Linked DNA regions of Homo sapiens: all the other regions are linked to region 2. A link is a loop called in an ENCODE intact Hi-C map of the cell type or tissue named here. Cell type or tissue: GM12878. All regions are shown on one strand. Region 1 overlaps GPHN (gephyrin). Region 2 overlaps GPHN (gephyrin). Region 3 overlaps GPHN (gephyrin).

Region 1 (2,500 bases), 370 kb after region 2:
GGACGTACCATATTCCATTATTTCAAGTCCTAATGGCACATGATCCTACTTATTGATACATCATCACAGTTTATTAATACAGAAATAGGAGTAGATATGTAGATCTCTTTTTATTTAATGTTAACACTATAGTTCACTACCTAAGTAAATAATTTGGCATTTAAAATCTTAAAGGAAAAAATTTCATGTGTTCATTTACAAAAATATGAAATATCTTCCTTTTAACCTGCTGAACAAATTGCTTATTTAATTTATGTAATCATTTAAGGCACATTTTAACAAAATCCTCAGCTATGTCCATACATAAATGCATTAATGTACATTCAACATTACCAGAGTCCTGACCCCTTAAAAGTTTTATCTTAAAGAAAAAATAATAAAACAATTTTTAACATTAACTCTGGGGCAGTTTTGTTTTTTTTTTTTACAATGTACTATAAATGACTGTCTCAAATCTATTAACCCGTCCTGAGAAGGAGCTCTGCCTATCTTGTTCATTATAATATCTGCAATCCCAGGCCAAGAGTCAGTACTCGTTTAATTTCTGTGGAGTGAATAAATTAATGAATTAACATCTAATTTATAGTCAACTTCTTATGATGTTCTTGTTAAATCTTCCACAAACTTTATCTCATGTCAAAGATACAAATAAGAACAAAAATACCTGATGTTTATTTTATAATTACTTTTTTCACAGTTTAGAAGTTACTTAGTGAAATACTGAAATAAATGGCCTGACAATTGTATCAACAATACCATTTAAAAATCAATTAGGGGTCCTGATTCCAGTAAGATGAAATAAGACCAGACTCTCTTTATCTCATGCTAATTCAACTAAAAAACCTGGCTAGAGACTTATCTGAAAACTCTGAAAAGTTAACACTAGTAGACAGATGAGGGAAGAATACCAATGTTGAGTTTAACATTTATTTTCCTCCACTACCTCTGAAGCCAGAAACCCAGAACTGAGCACTATGTGGTGTGAGTGAGGTCCAGGAGAAATTTTCTGAACACTTACAGTGCAGACAGAGAAAGAGTAGGAGAAATCTCCAGGTTATTTTGTTTCCCCCTCTCCTCTTCCTCATTTTTCTATGCCCCAAACCCTGAACAGTCCCATGGCAGCTAAAATAAAAGAAGACAGAAATGAGAGACTGCAGGAGTCAAAACTCTGAGGGAGGTCGACCTACCTTTCAGAGAAGCAGCAATGCCAAAAGGGCAGCACCAAACCCTGTAGAATTTTTTCCCTATGTCCCTGTCTTCCCACCATGTAGCCTTGGTGGCATCTTATCACCAGTGCTAAATGGTGTGAGGATGTCGTAAAACTGCAGAAAGAAACAATTTCTTTTTTGAAGAACAACAATAACAAAAAAAACAGCCCCAAGGGAAGTAGAAAGTACTTAGGGAAGGGAGACCAGGAAAGCAACTACATAAAGTTGTTTTGAACTTTTACTCACCCTGGATCTGCCCATTTATGGATTTGATACTAATTAGCATATCAAATATTTAAAGGCCTTAGCTAAGAACAGATCTACAAGCTGGTCCCAGAGTGACCACTAGAGGGTACACATTCATGACAGATCCAAATTGCACACCAAAGTCTTGTAAAATAGAGCCAAGGTTAGAACCACACAATCCACAGAAGGCCAAAACAAAAATATCAATATTTTCCACAGGATCTAAATAAGACTCAGAGTCTTATAAAGTAATACAGGATACAAATTCACATGGGATAAGACAATTGATTGAGCCTAATACTGAAATGATGCAGATGTTGGAAAACAGTTTGGCGGGTTTTTATAATGTTAAGTATACATTTATCATATGAGCCAGCAATTGTACATCTGGGTATTTATAGAGAAATGAAAACTTATGTTCATACCAAAACTTATATACAAATATTAACAGTAGATTTATTTGTGACAGCCAAAAGCTGGAAGCAACCCAAATGTCTTTCAATGGGTTAGTAGATAAACAAACTATGGTATATATGTACAATGGAATACTATCTACCATAAAAATGAATAAATTATTGACATACACAACTTGGATATATCTCAGAGACTCTACTCTGAGAGAAGCTGGTCATACTTTCTGATTCTATTTATTTGACATTCTTAAAAACACAAACTATAGTGATGTAAAACAGATCTGTGATAGGCAGGGTAGAGTGATGATGTGACTATTAAGAAAGATCACAAAGGGTTTTTTACTGTATTATTATTATTTTTAAAAATTAAATTTTAAAAAAATAAAAATTCAATTAGGGCATCATGAACACTCATTATACATAAGTAAACTGTCAAGGAATTCAAGTTACTTTAATTAATATAATCAACTATATAATAAAAGTCTTAGTGGACTATTTCTAAATTATCTAAATTTACATTTTTTTCATAATTGGCAACACTTTCCACAGTTGCTAACATATGAATTATTCTACATCAAATTTCTGACAATATATAACAAAATGGTGAAGACATATCACTATCAAATTATCATT
Region 2 (2,500 bases):
ATAATTGGCTGCCTTGCCTACAAACTATTTCCTTCTGAGAAATAAAACAGAAACATCAACTTGCAAAACTATACCATTATTTGCATAACAGCTAAACTGTACCAAACCAGGACATGTAACTTGAAATAAATTGTTTTTAACACAAGCTTGTTCAGATCCATATACTTTAAGATAAGATCATGGACAACTTGTTTTAACAGTAGTTCCACATGGATTCATATGCTCTGAAGATAAGACTGACTGTGATCCACCAATTCACCTATTTTACAAATTCCGACCAATCTCTGCTCGGACTTTGCTTAATAACTTCTACCTTAAAACTATCCCATGGCCAACCCTAGTCCTCAAAATCCTATAAATACCCTCATAAAAATCTTATGACTTCCCAGTTGTGAAACACCACTGAGACTCTGTTGAAGGGTAGCAGAATATACTACCCCAAAATATGCCAGCATAACAAATATTTTTTAGCCGAAGGCACTTGAGAAGAAAAATATAAGAAACGCTCTCTGCTTTTCTCCTGTTTGCCTAAAAGTAGGACATAAATTAAGAAAGGTAACTCCCCCCGCGACCCCTGGAGGGATGAATCTTTTTTTTTTTTTGAGACGGAGTCTCGCTCTGTCGCCCTGGCTGTAGTGAGTGCAGTGATGCGATCTCGGCTCACTGCAAGCTCCGCCTCCCGGGTTCACGCCATTCTCCTGCCTCAGCCTCCCGAGTAGCTGGGATTACAGGCCCTCGCCACCACACCCGGCTAATTTTTTTGTATTTTTAGTAGAGTAGGGGTTTCACCGTGTGTTAGCCAAGATGGTCTCAATTTCCTGACCTTGTGATCCACCCGCCTAGGCTTCCCAAAGTGCTTGAATTACAGGCGTGAGCCACCGCGCCTGGCCCGAGGGATAAATCTTTGGACACTTATCAGCCTGCAGATGGCGCCAGAGGAATTTATATATCAAACTTTATTAACTAGCCTTTAATCTATCATTAGTTTCCCATATATTTGCCTTCCCACAAATTGCCGGCCCTAGAGACTCAAGGTCCTTTGTCTCATCACTTCTCTAAGAATGTACTGTTCTTTGCTGAAGATGCTATTTAAGCCAGACTTCTCAGCCATCACTTTAGGAGTTACTAATTTTCCCTTGGGTATGTCCCATATATACACGAGGTATACATGTTAACTAACTTCTCTTTTTTTCTTGTTAATCTATCGTTTATAGAGGTCCCAGGTAAGAACTCACAAGGGTAGAGGAAAAATTATTTTTCCCTCCCCAACATTGTCAAGGTGATGTTTTCTTTTTCTCAGAAACTTTAATATAACCATTTTGTATGATCAACAGGTTTCCCTGGTGGTCTTTGTATTAGGATTTTGGTATTATGAAAATCCTACCAAGACTTAGGCAGGAACTCTTGCCACCAGTTATATTATTGGTTATACTGTATTTCAGTGAGGTCTCTTCTGCCTTTTTGCTTGGGCAGATTCCTTGTCTATGATGCTTAGATTAACTCCAGCCCTTGTTTTGAGGTCTGATCGTTTTTTTGCTGAACTCCCAAAGACAGCTGATATTGTTTTTGTTATAAGGTTTCCAGAATTGTTTGGTTATCTGATTGGATTTATACTAATTTTTGTTTTTCTTAGTAAAGATTTGAAACTGGCCATCCTATCTGTCAGTTGGCCACATTGTTGTGTGCCTATAAGAACTTTTCTTAGTTTTGTCTATGAGAAACTGGCTTTGGGAGAGATTTCCTCTCTACCCATTCTAGCTTGTTAGGTTTCAGGGTTAGCTGCCAGGGGTTCAACCTTTACTGTTGAGGACTTTAGGTACAATATTTAAGTGCTATTTTTCCCTTTTGAATGACCAGTAGCTAATGAATTCATGGGTTCATTTAATAATAAACTTGCACTATCTCCAGGCATAACTCTGGCTTCTGTTTTCTCTTTCACACATTTATCTTTCTAAAAAGCATAATTTCATCAAGGACAACCTGGAATTGCAGTGGTCATTTTGAAGTACTTTTGATATGACTACAATTATTCACTTGAAAGTACTTTTAAAGACTTAATTAATCCTATAGTCTTGATGGAATTATCAAGTGCCCAAGATACTATTTGAACTGGTTGTAATGACTTCCTTTCTTTCTCATGTATTGAAATGGGTTTGCTTGCATTTAAGGCTTTCCCACTCTTTGCAAAGAGAAGGTGATTTGACTTTTATAGTGGTCAGTAACTCTTTACATATTTGTGGTAATCATCTCACTTTCTTTCTCTGTCTTCTAGAAAACTTAATCTATTAATTGATCAAAACTCAATTCTTGTTATTATGGATACACCCAGATAGTTCAGATACATAGGTCTAACACAAAAAGAGGGAGAAAAGTCAATGAGCTCTCATGAAGAATGTTCCTGTTGCAAATAGCTTTTAACACAACTCTGGGGAAAAAAAGGTTTAACTGATCGTTAAGCTAATTGCCTGGCTTACTAGGTTACAAGATAAGAAGGGAAGAG
Region 3 (2,500 bases), 490 kb after region 2:
ATTAAATATAAATCTGCATATAAGAATCACAAGATATGTGAAGAAAGCTTGCATCATAAATAGCACAGATTAAACTAAACGCAGTAACAAACAAAAAGGATTTGGGAATAAACAATGCAAGAAACAGAATAGTCTTTAAAAAACCACACTGTGATTTTATTAGATGGAGACTGACAAATTGTGTACTTGACATAAGAACAGGGTATTATTACAAACAGGCATTGGAGGAAGAATTCTTGGAATTTAAAAATGTAAATGAAACATAAACTGTATTAGAAGGTTTGAAAACAAAGGTAGGGAAAAGAAACTACCAAGAAGTAGGACAAAAGGCAGACAATAGGAAAGAAAAGTTAAGAAAATTGGGGGGGAAATTGAGAAACTCTAACATCCAAACAGAAATTCCAGAAAAACAAAACAAGAAAAAAGAAGGGAGGGGCTGATCAAGTAAATAATATATGAAAATTTTCCAAAAATGAAAGACAATGGCCGGGCATGGTGGCCCATGAGTGTAATCCTAGCACTCTGGGAGACCAAGGCAGGAGGATCACTTGAGCCCAGGAGTTCGAGACCCTTGGCAACATAGTGAGACCCTGTCTCTACAAAAAAATTATAAAATTAGGTGTGGTGGTGCGTGTTTGTAGTTCCAGTTACATGGGAGGCTAAGGAGAGAGGATTGCTTGAGACTGGGAGGTCAAGGCTATAGTGACCATCTCGTACCACGGCACTGCAACCTGGTGACAGGGCAAGACCCTGCCTCAAAAAGAAGAAGAAGAAAAAAAAAGACAAGTTTCCAGATTGAAAGGCACTAACAAGTGCAGGCTTGACCAGCAGCTTGATTCCATTCAGACTAATTGTAAAAACAGGCACTTACTCTAGGCATCAACATGAGTGACCCAGCCCTTCCAAATGGCAGTTCATAGCTTATGTCTCCATGGAGGGGTGTCTCTGTAATCTACTATTACTACCCAAGTGAAGTAACTGGCAAGAGCCCAACACTCAGGAAAAAGATATCATAACTTAATCCTTAGGAATACTGTCTAAGGTAGGAGTTAGAAAACTTGTTTTCTGAAAAGAGCAGATAGTAAATAGTTTTGGCTTTGCAAGCCCCATACAGTCTCAAGTGTGTATTCTTTTTCCCCCAATGCTTTAAAAAATGTAAAAATCCTCCCAAGCTAAGAGCAATAGAAAAACAGATTGTAGCCAAATTTGGCACACAGACTGAAGTCTCTCAACCCCTGGTCCAAGAAAATGGCTTTTAATTCAGCCCATTGTGCTGGATCAGCCCTTACCAGTTAATCTTTTAGACTGTCCTTGGAGCTGGAGGGTGGCTGCCACCCAGTGGACACCATTAGCTTTTCACTTAAGCTATCAGAGAACCAGACCCAACCGTTTATTTAATAGAGTAAACTTTGTACATGAAATCAGCCCAAGGGCTTTACCCACAAGGTCAATTTAACATCATATCCCTTGGTAAACTTTCCTCAAATCTAGCAGTTGAATTCAGATACAGATCCTATACTAAAACACGGACCAAGGTGTCTCACAGGCACATGTCAAGGGCTATAGTAATTTAGTTCTTCTTATTACAGAGGAAATAAAGATATTTGAGTCTGCCAGTAAACATGTCTTATGCCATATTAATGAACTGTACTAAGAGAAAACATGTTTCCAGAAATTATGAAATGGTACATTCATAAATTTGACAATCTACAGAGTGTTGGTATGTGACAGCTTACAATGGCCACAAAATGCCTGTAATATCTCCAGGCTGAAAATCTGGGGAGCAGAGAGTACTGGGAGTGGAAAAGGACGATAAGGACATGAGGAGCACTGTGTAGACTTTTTCTCTCCTTTGGCTGCTCGCTCCAGGGTTGGTGTCCAAACCCTGCAGTTGTTTCCTCCCTCATGTAGCTTCTGATATTTGGAAAGCAACCTCGCTCAAGGAGGTGAAATATTACGGTAGCTCTTCCCCTTCATCTTCAGCCCTTTTGGCAAGCCCTGGGTTCAGCTTTCCCTTCCCACATGGGACCAAGGATGGTGATCTGGTAACCCGTATCCAATAAAGCCATGAAAGTTCAGGTCCCTCCTCTTCTTTAAAATTTCTCCAGGGCACTTAGTTTTCTCCTTGAGGCAGCTGATGTCAGGGTAAAGGGGGGATGGCAGGATGAGAGGACACAAACTGAGAAAGTGGCACATACACCAATAAGCATGACTTTGCTTTTTTTTTTTTTTTTTTTTTGAAACAGAGTCTCACTCCAACACACAGGCTGGAGCACAGTGGCACAATCTCAGCTTATTGCAACCTCCATCTCCTGGGTTCAAGTGATTCTCGTGCCTCAGCATCCCAAGTAACTGGGACTACAGGTGCACATCACCACACCCAGCCAATTTTTGTATTTTTAGTAGGCTTTGTATTTGCTTTCAGCTTTGAGCAGCCAGTCACATGATCAAGCAAACTAACTTCCAAGGTTGCTGGCTGATATGGTTTGGCTGTGTCCCC

The links. Hi-C counts contacts between places; a loop is a spot of excess contacts. Peaks named below come from ENCODE experiments on the same cell type or tissue, not always from the same donor. Only the 100,000 strongest peaks of a DNase experiment are listed, where the experiment ranks them.
Region 1: it touches region 2 in a loop (2.3-fold over the local background); 4 of 110 quality-filtered maps call a loop at or near these places.
Region 3: it touches region 2 in a loop (11-fold over the local background); 23 of 110 quality-filtered maps call a loop at or near these places.

The regions. Positions count from the first base shown.
Region 1 is chr14:66,745,538-66,748,037 of GRCh38, reverse strand. The region is part of intron 2 of GPHN (gephyrin); the gene reads right to left. It overlaps LOC124903332 (a long non-coding RNA gene), which reads right to left. Exons shown (of 2, transcript XR_007064219.1): 2 at 1-2,500. Among named protein-coding and RNA genes, the nearest start is that of GPHN, 240 kb to the right of the region's middle. In GM12878, a CTCF peak has its summit at 1,546 (motif pointing right); no DNase peak of the experiment used is centred here.
Region 2 is chr14:67,116,834-67,119,333 of GRCh38, reverse strand. All of the region lies in intron 16 of GPHN (gephyrin), which reads right to left. The region is part of intron 2 of LOC105370538 (a long non-coding RNA gene); the gene reads left to right. Among named protein-coding and RNA genes, the nearest start is that of GARIN2, 71 kb to the left of the region's middle. In GM12878, no CTCF peak of the experiment used is centred here; a DNase peak (open chromatin) is centred at 1,148.
Region 3 is chr14:66,623,357-66,625,856 of GRCh38, reverse strand. The region is part of intron 1 of GPHN (gephyrin); the gene reads right to left. Among named protein-coding and RNA genes, the nearest start is that of GPHN, 120 kb to the right of the region's middle. In GM12878, a CTCF peak has its summit at 1,332 (motif pointing left); a DNase peak (open chromatin) is centred at 1,326.